Linked DNA regions of Homo sapiens: region 2 is linked to region 1. A link is an interaction called in ENCODE POLR2A ChIA-PET data of the cell type or tissue named here. Cell type or tissue: A673. All regions are shown on one strand. Each heading gives the region's core, and the rest is flanking DNA. Links, peaks and the distances in the headings are about the cores only.

What was found. Peaks named below come from ENCODE experiments on the same cell type or tissue, not always from the same donor. Only the 100,000 strongest peaks of a DNase experiment are listed, where the experiment ranks them.
Region 2: POLR2A ChIA-PET joins it to region 1 with 6 read pairs; 2 of 35 experiments call an interaction of 5 or more read pairs at or near these places.

What each region holds. Positions count from the first base shown.
Region 1 is chr5:106,746,463-106,753,009 of GRCh38, forward strand. No RefSeq gene overlaps it. Among named protein-coding and RNA genes, the nearest start is that of LINC01950, 260 kb to the right of the region's middle. In A673, for the core only: no CTCF peak of the experiment used is centred there; a DNase peak (open chromatin) is centred at 3,549; H3K27ac peaks cover 4,647 bases.
Region 2 is chr5:107,037,039-107,043,585 of GRCh38, forward strand. No RefSeq gene overlaps it. Among named protein-coding and RNA genes, the nearest start is that of LINC01950, 29 kb to the left of the region's middle. In A673, for the core only: no CTCF peak of the experiment used is centred there; a DNase peak (open chromatin) is centred at 4,073; H3K27me3 peaks cover 3,622 bases.

The sequences.
Region 1 (6,547 bases), core at 976-5,975:
GATAATGGAGATTTTTAACATTTGTCCAGATAGTTTGTAATGAAAAGCAAGCAGAGCTATAAATGTATCTTTATCTTTTTCTTTGCTGCTAGAATATCCTGGAAGTCAATCTCAGGACTATTTTCAAATAAAAATTTAAAAGGAAGATGTCAGAACTGAAAGTAGTACAGAGAATTAGGTGAACATAGCAGCTAAACTTAGCAAGGTAAAATGTCATACTCCCAGAATAAACTGATAAGTCAATCATACAAATGCAACCAAATTATTGGAAAAAATCAATATAAGAAGAATAGCATCAGATTTCTCAGCTGTAACCAAAAATTATGAGAAATATTATTGAAATATTTGCAAAGTTAAAAGATAAAGGAATGTATACACTGTCAAACAAATAAATACAAGTGAAGGCAAAATTAAAGGCATTTTTAAACATTCACATTAAAAAATTATTTCATACTTCTTTAAAAGCTTCTCTATTTAGTAATCTTCCAGATGAAAAATAAATAAATTAGAATTGAAAGCTTAAGTTTGGATACCACTTTTGTTCACTTTAAGAACGGTTAAAAAAGACAATTCAGGTAAAAGTTTAGAGGATATGATAAAGTATAAAGAATAACAACAAAATTAAGATGGCAAGAAAGATACCAGCCATATAAATAACCAGAAAAAAGGCTAAGTGGAATTATATTATTAAAGGTTAATTACAGTACTGAAAAGAAAAAGAAAAGATTTTAATAGGGTATTTAAAAAATTCTACTGCAATGCAAGTCTAATAATGCAGTGTGTCATAGACTAGTAATTCTAAAGTTTCAACATTTATTAAATTAAGGTTAATCTGGAAAAGAACTCTGCGGTACAGTATTATCTGTTGTTACTTACAAAATATCATAAGCAAAAAGATTATCATATATTTTATAAGGCAATTGTTAGCCTGAGTATATCATTTTCACAGAAATACCACATAAAACCTAAGAAGCATGTGGCTAACATTTTCAGTTATTGACCACGAGGTATTTATAGATTCAGCTAACATTTGGGAATCCACCCTTTCCTCGTTCTCAGTTGATGTTTATCTGGAAAACTGTGTGATATGTGCATCAATTCTCAGGAGCATTCTGTTCCGTGGCCACCCTAAGTGTACTGGAAGTTGGCATATGATCCAATAACTATGAGGCCCAGAATCCAATGACTATGAGGCCCAGGAAGTTTACTGAAATAATTATAAAAAGCTGCACCATCTTAGCTGCTGAACATAAATTTATGTGGAATTTAGCCTTTTTAGTTGAAAGTCTTTATGCTAGTACAAGGTAACCATCTCTTTGGAAATGCAACCAACACAGAAAACGTGGAGCATAAAGTAGAGACTTAATGTCATATCTTTACCATATGAATGGCTAAATCTAGTGCCTGAGTGGAATATATATGTAACTTTTTATTTTATTTGTTTCACATAGGGTCTCACTCTGTCACCCAGGCTGGAATGCTTTGGTGCTATCTCAGCTCACTACAGGCTCAAGCTCCCAGCTCAAGCAATCCTTGCCCCTCAGCCTCCTGAGTAGCTGGGACTATAGTATTTGCCTTCATGCCTGGCTAATTTTTTTTTAATTTTTTTGTAGAGACGAAGTCTCACTATGTGGTCCAGGCTAGTCTTGAACTCCTGGGATCAAGTGATCCTCCTGCCTCAGCCTCCTAAATTGCTGGGATAACAGGCATGAGCCACTGTACTTGGCCATTTCACTTTTTAGATATATAATTTAATAAATTTCATCTTTTTCTTTTTTAAAGTCTTAGAATTGAGTGTTTTTATATAAATCATAATCAAATGAAACAATTATTATAATGAATAGTAAGAACTGAAAGTAAATTATCCTGGCATCAATTTACAGATTATATAATAATACTCATCAAATTTACTACTTCAAACAGTCATTACGGAATTTCCAGCTTCCATTAGGGGGTGGAAAGAACCTCAGATAATCCACAAAAGTCATACTTTCTTAACCCATTACAGAATTAAGGTCATAGGACAACCAATCATCCTGAGATCTAAGAAAAGTTGGACTTCTCTAAGGAGAAACTGGAAATGAGCACAAGCTTCCAAGGTGAGAAATAAGCCAGGAAGAATTCAGCTAAAATGCTTAACAACTCGCTAAAGGATAGTATGACAGCATAAAGCCGCTGATAATGCAGATGCAAAAAAAACTGCACTCACCTATGGCTCTTTTCCTTAAACCCAGGAGAAAGCTGGAGGGCTAGAAAGGGAGCCAGAGAATGCATCCATCATGGTCAAGGCCTGAGGGAGAAAGCATATGGCAGATACTGTGGGAAAGACACGAGGAAACACTAGAATCTTTCTCCCCTATAGAAAACTGTTCTTAAGCTACTGGGCAAAGAGATTGCCCTGCTATCCTCAGATAATGGGGCAGAAACACTGTGGTTATAGGTGGGAGGAAAAAAAAACAAAAACAACAAACAAAACAAAACCCTTTATCTTTGCATCAGGTAGAAAAATGATTCTAGGCCCAGAGAAAGTCTCCTGCTGCTGGTGGAGGAGCAGAAGCTTTGAGAAAGGCCCACCTAGGAGAGGCAGAACTTTAAGGCTGGCCTAAGACTGTGGTGGAAACTGGGCAAAAGAAAATGCCCACATGTGTCCAGGACCACTAAAAAGGCATTGAATAACAAGTAACAGCAGTCTAAATCTGGGAAGAAGGCAAAATCATAGAGAGAAAGCACATCTGAAATGCAGCCTCCCTCGCAGGGACAGCAGAAGCTGAAGGTGGGATAAGAATAGTGAGTGTAAAGAACCTTCCTGCAGTCCACATACCCCACCTTAAGCTAAAAGGTTGAGGATTTGAAGCCAGGAAACCAAACCAATTTTATCTCAATCCTCATCTAGTTTGACTTGATACCCTACAATCAGTGGCCTAGCTAACAAGAGTTATGCCTATTTTAAGCTATAAATACTATTTCATCAGTCTCTACTGTTCTATACTCTATATAGAGCTTTAACCAAAAATCATCAGAAACACCCAGAAAACAACAACAATAAGCAGAAGAAATAACAACACTTTTATTAGAGTAAGCCAAAGCAACAAAAAGAAGATGTAACATTCCCCACATGTTGAAACCACAAGGCAGGAAATTTTAAATAATAATAATTAATATATTAAAGACTTAAATGAGTAAGATGGGAAATATGTATGAATAAATGAGGGATGGTATCAAGGAAATAAAAATATAAAGACAATCAATAGAGATACTAAAATATTTGTGATGAAATTATCACAATCTCAACATATCCAAGCAAAGAATCAGTGAACTTAACTATGTCATTAGAAATTATGCAAACTCCTACACAAAGAGACAAACTAGTAAAAGAAAAAAGGGAAAGAATCAGAGCATCAATGAGACACAATATAATATAAATGCTCCAAAATACATGTTATTAGAATTCCAGAAGGAGAAATGAGAATGGGGCAGATGAAATATTTGGGAAAAAAATGGCTGTAAATTTTCCAAGAAGAGCAATAGATACCAAAATACAGATCCAAGAAGCTCAGAAAACCATGATTAATCAATGCAGAAAGAAAGATAAAAAGACAGAAGGAAGGAAGGAAGGAAGGAAGGAAGGAAGGAAGGAAGGAAGGAAACACCATAGACATATCATATTCAAACTAGTAAAAATCATGAATGAAGACACCATCCTGAAGGCAGCCAGAGAGAAAGGATGCATTGCTTACAGGGGAGCAAAGAATGAAAGAATTTTCAAAAAGTATATAACTTAAAAGATGATAGTGTGACAGATTTAGAGTGTTAGAAGGGAAAAAACTGTCCACTAAAACTTCTACAACCTGTGAAAATCTTTCAAAACTAAAAAAATATAAAGACCTTTTAATCCCAATAAAATCTCAGCAAATTCATTACCAGCAGACTCACGTTTACAAGAAACGTTTTAAGCAGAAGGAATATGATGCTAAACAGAAAGTTTAATCTGTACAAAGAAACAGAGTGCTGAAGGTGGGATAAATAAAGACACATTAAACCAAATTAGACAAAATAATTAAACATTTCAACACAACAGAAAGAACAACACTAAAATTTGTATATCATAAAAAAAGGTAAGCAATATAACATGAGCCATATCTAATAGGACTTCAGAAATTATCTATCCTATAGTTCCAGGATGACGATGATGATGGTTGTGATAATGATGAAGATTGTGATGATAGTTATATGGGAGATAAAACTTTAAGCACTTTACATATTAAATTCTATAATATTCACCACATCTATTAAAATATGTTACATTATTGTCCCTATTTTACCAACAAGAAAACTGACCAACAAGATTAAACAACGTGACTAAGTTCACACAACCTATAACAGCAGAATCTATATCAATCACAACACAATTAGCAGCTATTTCTGTGGCAATTTTCAATAAAGATGTGTCTGAAGAAAATCTCCATGATATTTCTGGGCTTTTGACTGCTAATGTGGCAAAGAAATAGGAGCAGAACTGGGAATATTTCTAAGTCATGAAAAAGTGAATTTTCTCTTACATTAATGAGTAAACAGTTATTTTCTAACTCTTTAAATAATTTCAAAACAGTTTTAGAAGTAAAAAAAGGAATTGTAGTCTGTTCCAAAGGAAACGTTTGTAATACAATTTCTATAAACAGAGTGATATATAAGCTGTTCTTTTTACATTACTATACTGCATTGTATAGTATACTGCATTGATCACCTTACAAATAGTCTCTATAATATTGTTTAATAAAATATGTTAGAAGAAAACATGTATTTACAAGCATCCATTATTGTATTGTTACTATTGGTTCTCATATTTATAATACAGTAGTGTTTAATTATGCTGTAAATTAGTGAACATTTACAGAAAAATATGTTGAAATGGTACATCATACAATGTAAATTTAGTTACCTTAAAGTATCAATAGCACCACCTTGGGGTGTTCGCTATTTCAGAAATGCTATAATATGTTTCAATATAAATTCTTTTCTGCAGACACAATGTGTCAGAAACATAATTAAATCTAAATATCATGGAGATGGGTGACAAGTACTTAAATTTGTAACATTTGTACAGAAGCATACTTTATGGCAGAAAAAAAGATGAAAGAAAGGAAAGAGGACAATAAAGACAAACAAAAGAAAGAGAAATAAATATTAGTATGACATTTACAAAATAAATTACGGTATTAGCACAGTTTGTCTATTTCTGGGTCTTCTCTGTCTAGGCGCACATTGGTAGGACTGAACTTCCCAGGACCCATGATGTTTAGCAAAACCATAAATGTGAGTGTAAGTTACCTGGGTCACTTCCAGACTGAGATCTTAAGCACCAAAAGATGTTTTACCATACCATCTCTCACAGTCAGCAAGGCTATCGATGGTTGCTGCTTGGTCAGTCTGGATCCAATAGACAGGAAGACAGATAGCAAAGCCCAAAAGAAACCTTCAATGAACATGTATCACAAGACATTTTTAAAAAGCTTTTTTTGTGTTTTTATGCCAAAGATATTCTTTATTACCGAATGATTACTTTATCTTTACATAAATATTGTGATTATAAACTGAAATATAGTATTTCTATGTAAAACTATAGAATTTGTCTATATAATGACATAGAAAAATCTAGACTACATTTAGGAGTGAAGAAGCTGGGTAGACGATAGTATTACAGATTAGTGTATATAATTGAGACAGTAATGGAGAGCATTGTTGTTATTTGGTATGGGGGAGAAATGTTTTCTGAAAAGCAACGTGGTAAATCCATAAATCATTTGCCTTGTAGTAACACAGCTTGAATTAGAGCAGGTATTTAGCAATATTATTTACCCTGTTAAATGTAATTTCAAAATTTCTCATAGACTATCCTGGGAGATTGAATAAATGCTCAACAATATTGCCCCATAAAACACAGAATGTCATCAAATATACACAATTATGAAAATGTAGCAAAGTATACAGTGAGTATTCAGTATTTTTGAGCCTAAATAAGAAAGGATATAAATTATTAATAATGAGCAGTATTTCCTTTTTACATGATGTCTAAACCTTTACATGATGTCTAACATTATAGGTTCAGGCTTTGTTTTGGTATTTTTCTAAATAACAATTTCTAAAGTTTCTATTTTTAAAAATAAGTTATTGATATCTCCACTGATAGTCTGTAGAGAAAAACTATTAGGTTGAAATAATTGCTATATACTTTAAATGTCTTTGAAATTTTAGAAAAAAATCAATTACCAATCTTCAAGTTGGATTACTCATTAAATATAAATTTCTAAGTATTTCTTTTAGAGACAAAGAATATAAAACAATATTTGATGTTTTAACTAGGAAAAAAACCTGCTATTTTAATCTTACACAAATGTGCATAAGACAACTCCACAATAAAAGGAGAACCGAAAGAATGCCTTCAGCTTTGATTATTTTATACAAAACAAATTCATATTAAAAACATTGATGGTTCAACTGATGTGTGTTCAAATATTTAATATCTATATATAAAAATATTTCATGAATT
Region 2 (6,547 bases), core at 1,022-6,021, 290 kb after region 1:
AAATACGCGAGACTGGGTAATTTCTAAAGGAAAGAGATTTAATTGACTCACAGTTCCACATGGCTGGGGAGGCCTCAAGAAACTTAACAATCATGTTGGAAGGGCAAGCAAACATGTCCGTCTTCACAAGGCAGCTGGAGAGAGAAGTGCAGAGTGAAGGGGGAAGAGCCCCTTATAAAACCATCAGATCTCATGGGAACTCACTCACTATCACAAGAACAGCATGGAGGAACCGACCCCATGATCGAATCACCTCCCATGAGGTCCCTCCTCCAACACATGGGGATTACAATTCAGATTACAACTCAAGATGAGATTTGGGTGGGGACATAGAGCCAGACCATATCAGTTCCCAACACATGGAAATTATAAATACGCAAGGTGATGGATATCCCAAATACCCTGATTGATCATTAAACAGTCTATGCATATAACAAAATTTCACATGGACCCCCATACATATGTATAAATATATCAATTGAAAAAATAACAATAAAACTTCTAGGTGATTTTTGAAAAGAGAGAGATATGCATAGCTACTCACAAAGCCCCTTGGACACTCACTGGCCACCATCAACATGGAGCCATGGAATCTCTCTGGAAAACCTCATCTATCTCCAGTACTGTACAAATGCATGGGTGACAAAGAACTGAGGAAAGAAAGAATGGCAAAGAATGAGTTAAAAGGTTGTCCTGCCATCTCCACACAGCACATGCCACTACAATGTCTGGGAAAGATATGTTTGCTGATTCTTTAAAACTTCCATTTATATACAGAGTACCATCTTTCTTACTAAGAATTTTCTTCTTCATTCACATTGTCAAGATATTTATTTTAATAATAAGTGCTGCTTTATTTGATTTGCTTCAGCAGCTATGCTATAGTAGTCTGCTTTTATAGAAAGAGCAGTTCCATTATTTTTCTGTTTTCCTCAGATTTTATGTGTATGTATGTACATATATACACGTATGGCATATATATGTTATTTTATATATATATATATAATATACATAATAACAAATATACATCATGGCCTCCTATTTATGCAGCCCTGTCCTCTCAGACTAGAATAATAATGTATACAACTCACTATGTAACATCTCTAGCTAAGTGTATCAGAAGCATTTCAAACTTAATACAGCCAAAAGTATGTAAGTATAATAATAAATAAATAAGACATAATTATCCCTTCACATTTGCACTTTCTCAATCTTTACCACTTAGTAAGTAGCACCACTATCCACTCAGTTGCTCCAATAAAATTCTAGATGTTTTCTTTGATTCTTTTTTGTTATCCTTCTTTTCTCCTCATCTATTCCATCATCATGTGCTAAAATTCCACATGTAAAAAGATATTCCTAAAATTGTGCAATTTGGATCCAAGCCAGTCATATTTCCCATGTGTTATCATTATGACATTCTAATAGGCCTCCTTATTCTACTCTTGCTGCCTGAGCAGCATTCTCCACCTAGCAACAAAAATGGTATTGTTAAGATATAAATCAGATTGTGTCACTGCCTTATGTACAATATCTTGATAATTTCCAATCCACTTTGAATCACAACCAACTCCTCCTTTACTCTAGTTACATTTCAAGTGTTTAACAGCCACATGAGGCTACAGTATTGGGCAGCTCAGAGAAGATTTCTATAACTGCACATAGTTCTACTGGATGGTGCAGCTGTAGACAAACTAGCTTATTCCCCGTTTCTTGAATATTCCAGGTTTGTCCCCACCGTCAAGTCTCTACCCTTGTTCTTCTTTCCCCATGGGTTGATCTCCCCCAGTCTGTGTGTATAGTTTCTCTTTTTTGGCATCTCAGCTGGGGAAGAAAGAATATGTCTCATCATTACAAGGCTCTTGGGCGAGATTCCTATAACAGAAGACAGATCAACAAGAAAAAAAGCATCAAGATTTATTTAATATAAGTTTTATGTAACATAGGAGACTTCAGAAATGAAGACCCAAAGAAACAGATAAATCTGTGTATTTTTATGGACAGTCTTGCAGAAGTACGATTGGAGGACAAAAGGGTACGCTCTAATGGTAACAAATTGAAGGGAACTTAGAAAGGCCTCTTTGTTCAGACTCTTCTTGGTGCCTTTATGTGATGTCCACTCCCTCCAGCTATAGGACAGGACACGTGTATCATGAGGGTCTTCAGGGGAGAAGGTCAGGGAGTGACCTTCCAAAGTTTTATGACGTGCTTCAGGAAAGAAGGGTGAAGGGAAGGTGAGAGTGGACTTCCTGCTTCTGCTGTATTCTCAAATGCCAGGGAGCCATATTTTAGAGTTGTAGGTCCTGAATCCTGTCACAGTGTGAATGTCATCTTTCCAGATCAAGCTACAGCTACACCCAGGTAGTCCCTTTATATCACCCAGTTCAAACTTCTGCACAGCATTTATGGCTGTTTCATATGTCTCTTGGCCATATTTGTTTGTTGTCTATCTTCCCCACAAGAATTTAATCTCCACGGTACTAAGATTTCAACTGTCTTGTGTCCATGTCTGTATTACCTATACGTAGACTAGTGTCTGGCAGATAACAGTCACTCAATAAATACTGTAGAAGGAAGGCAGGTGGGGGGGAATATGTTACTACTTACAGGACATATCACGTCAAATATATTAATATTTAGAAGAAAACATCTCACAAAAATAAAGGGAAGGCTCCTAATATATACAATACTGAATTCAGTAAGTACATCTTGAACTGAATTACAAGTCCAATGCTTATATTCCAGCTCTTCCTCTATCTTGGACATATTTTGCTTCTAAGAGCTTCCATCTTATTTATTAAAAAAGCAATTCAGACTGCAGTTAAAAGATTCATTACAGTTCCAAATTCTGTTTTTTAATGAAGATGTTGAACCCAAGAGAAATATGCAATATTTTTAATATATCTAGAAAAATACTTGTTTATATACCATGTCTTATGCCAATAGTTTGTGAATATTTTAACTATGTTTTAAATCATCATCATATTGCATAGTCTTAAGCTGCTTAAATGTTCACGGAGTAAAATTTTGAAAAGCAAATTTAATCACATAACGTTAGAGAAAGTTTTGCTATAAAGACACTGAGCTAGTGATTAAATTGGAATTTACATCTGCTTATGGATGTTTAATTAACCACAATCTAATTGATTGTTAAGCAATTGATAAGATCAAATTAGAACTATCAAGACCCTTACATCATTCTGCGGTAGGTATGTCATGTCACATAGATACAGCCAAAGAGCCAGGTGAAAAAAACCCTATCCTTATGAGAACTTCCTTTAGAAGTTTCTAGTTGTGGAAACCACATTCATTGTTCAAACAGAACTGGTTTACACAGTTGGGCTTTTATATATCTGGTCATCTTTGCAGACAGTTCTACTTAAAAGAAAGAAATTCTCCAAGGAACCTACTTAGAAGGATATTCATGTCCTAAAACTCAGAAAAGGCCCACTGTGGTATACTCCACGAAACTCATTAACATCAAGATTTCCTTAAGTAGTTATAAGCTGAGGTTTTATCATGCTCATTTTTGTATCACCCCCAGGAACTAAGACGTTACACCGAATATTAAATTAACTATAAATACTTAAGTAATCAATGTGTAAAGGGAAATGATGTAAAATAGCATATCATTGTCTTTTTAGATGAGGTTATATAACTCCAATAAAACTTCTGGCCATTCATAGAGCTTCTGTTAAATTTTTCATATCCCTCGTAGGCACTCATGAAAGAGGCTCAGACTATTTTCAGAAAAAAAAATGTGGGCAGCAATTCCCAGTGCAGTGTCTTCCAATGGAAACACAGTGATGAGATAAGAATCATCTTCATATCCAAACTGCTGAATAAGAGCAAGTTCAACAGGGAAAGACCCACACTGCCAAAGATAGCTTGCTACTGTAGCATTGTAATACTTGAGATTTACTGCTTATTAAAATGCAAAAGGCCATTACTTCCCCTAGAACAAATTTTGTGAACAGAGATGAACCTAGGAAGCTTTTAGCCCATTTCCTGAATCATAAACAAAGAGCTCCATACACAGCAACTCTACAAGATGTAAAGGGGAGTATATTATATGATCCTTATTGGATTACTCAAAGCCTCAGTGAAGCTCCCTTCAAAAGTGACATAAATCAAAGCTAACTGCTTCCATAGAAAAGCAATCAAGTTTTCAAGAGAATATCTTTGTTCCCTGAGGTTGCACAGTAAGATTTAGATGCTTCTATTAGGATCTCTGCAATGGAGCATGCTTCAGTAATTATAAAAATCTAGCCTGGAAAAACACCTGGACAGACTCCCAGGGGAATTAAATAGAGCTTTTGGTTTCAAGTTTTGTATACTTTATCGAAATATTTTCCCATCTACCTTATGAGAACACACACACACACACCTACTTTCACTACATTAAATTAGGATATTAAGTATGGTGAGTTCTAGAATCTTTTACTCTTTAGTATTATTTTCCAGTTTTAAATAACCTTTGTTATGTACTTCCATAAAGAAATGAACCCCTAAAACAGCTTAAATTTGAGGAAAAATTATACCAAAAGAAAATGTATCTTTGGGAATATTGGGGAAGTTATTTAGGAATATGAAATCATTCCTTCTCCAGAGCCTTTTATATTAATCAAGATGGGGTTCCACTATCTTACTGAAAGATGCCTTTAAAACTAGGCCAAACAATAGTGATATCTTGGCTAAAAATAATTCCCTTCAAGGTGTTAAAGTCCTCAGAGGGTCCATAAGAAGACCTTCATTTTTCTTTCTATCTCAGCCATGTGGTCAAATATTTAACAATGCTCTAGGTTTAAAAACACATGCAAATCTTGCTCGGTTTTGAAGCTGATTTTTGCCGCTTGGAATAGTAAAAATCATATTCCATAATTAAAAGTTAAAAGAACTGACATTTATTTGTTGTTTACTTTGAGAATTTGATCAAATCAATATGCCTTCCAGATTTTGTCTTTTTTAGAAAATATATGTGCAAAATCAGTACCAAATTTTCCCCTTTTATAGTCTCTAAAAATGAATAATTATCCAGTTGAAAAGTAGTGAGTTGTACTTTTGTGCCTAAAACTGTGCTAGATTATATAAAACGCAAATTAACTACAAGCTATAGTTTATGGCATCAAGGAGCCTGTAGTTTAGTGGGCAAAGATAACATAAAAATATGTGAATAATACAAGGTAATAAATATGTGTTAAATTCTGTGGCAAAATTATAGGTGTTATAAGAATTCAGAGACATGAAAAATCAATAGAGCTTATCAGGGTTGGAGAATTTCGTAAAGAAAGTGCAACTTAATTTGGAGAGAGGGATTTAGACTTGATGTGATAAATTGTTCAGAGTAATTGTAGGTTTTTGAGCAGGGGAGTGACAGATGAAACCAACACTAGAGGAAAATTTATAGAGCATCAGTATGCAGGAAGTCTTAGATGATAGAAGAGCGTATGCTAACTAGAAGCCTAAAAAAATACCTCAGGGACAATATGATAAAGGCTTGGACTACAAGGTGGGTTGTGGGAATAGAAAATTGACATTTTGAAGAAAAAATTGATAGGTCTTCATAACTGCATGGAAATAGTAGAGAGGGATTATATTATAACTTAGAATATATATTACATGAGTTAACAACCAGACACCCATACAACATAATAACACTGTTTTAGTTTATGTTCCTCGGAAAGCACAGCCTGAGACAAGAGCATGGATGCAGGTCGTTTACTTGAGAAAAGTCCCTAGGAAGGAAAGAGTGAGAAAGTGGGGAGAAAGCAGCAGAGAAAGGATAAAAGCCAGTGAAGGGTACCATTAAAGAGCTGCCTAGCAATGTGGATGAATAGGGCTCGATTCTATTGGGGACCTCCACGGAAACCATGACTAGCATGTTTGAGAATTGCCCTGCCAGAAGCTGGGGAGGCTAAGGAATTCATCCGCTGACTTCCTCACCCTTGGCTGAGAGTTGCCCTCAGTGGCATCATCTTCCCTGTACATCTTTGTATACCTCCCTATGGATTGAAGCCTTCTTTTGCCTTGAAGAAGGCAAGCAGAGCAGGGACACTCAGAGATGCAGGCCCGACAAGTAATGCTAGCAGTGGCACTTTATAGCCACGGCTGCACAGAAATCAGGTGGGGACTCAGAATGTTGCACTGTAAGCCTCTGCAATAATCAATGCAATTGAATACTTAACATAAGAATATCACATAGACAAAAGCCATGGAGAGAGACAGATGTTAGTGGGTAATTACTCAGGCTCTGGACTCGGAGGTCTTTGGGTAGGAATTCAGTGTTCTCCTCTGCAAGACTTTAGGTAAGTTATACTTTACTTCTGCTAAATTTCCTCAAGTCCCTCTACTGCTAAGTGATGACAATACTATTACCTAACTGGTTGTTACAAGAACTCAATGAATTAATGCATATAAAATAATTAGAACAGTGCAAAAACAATCCCCAAAAACACTGGATCGTAGAAGTAGATTTTTAAAATTTGAATTCTTAGGGAAATTTACCAACAACATTAAATTAGTAGTGATTGTCAACATAAGATACCGC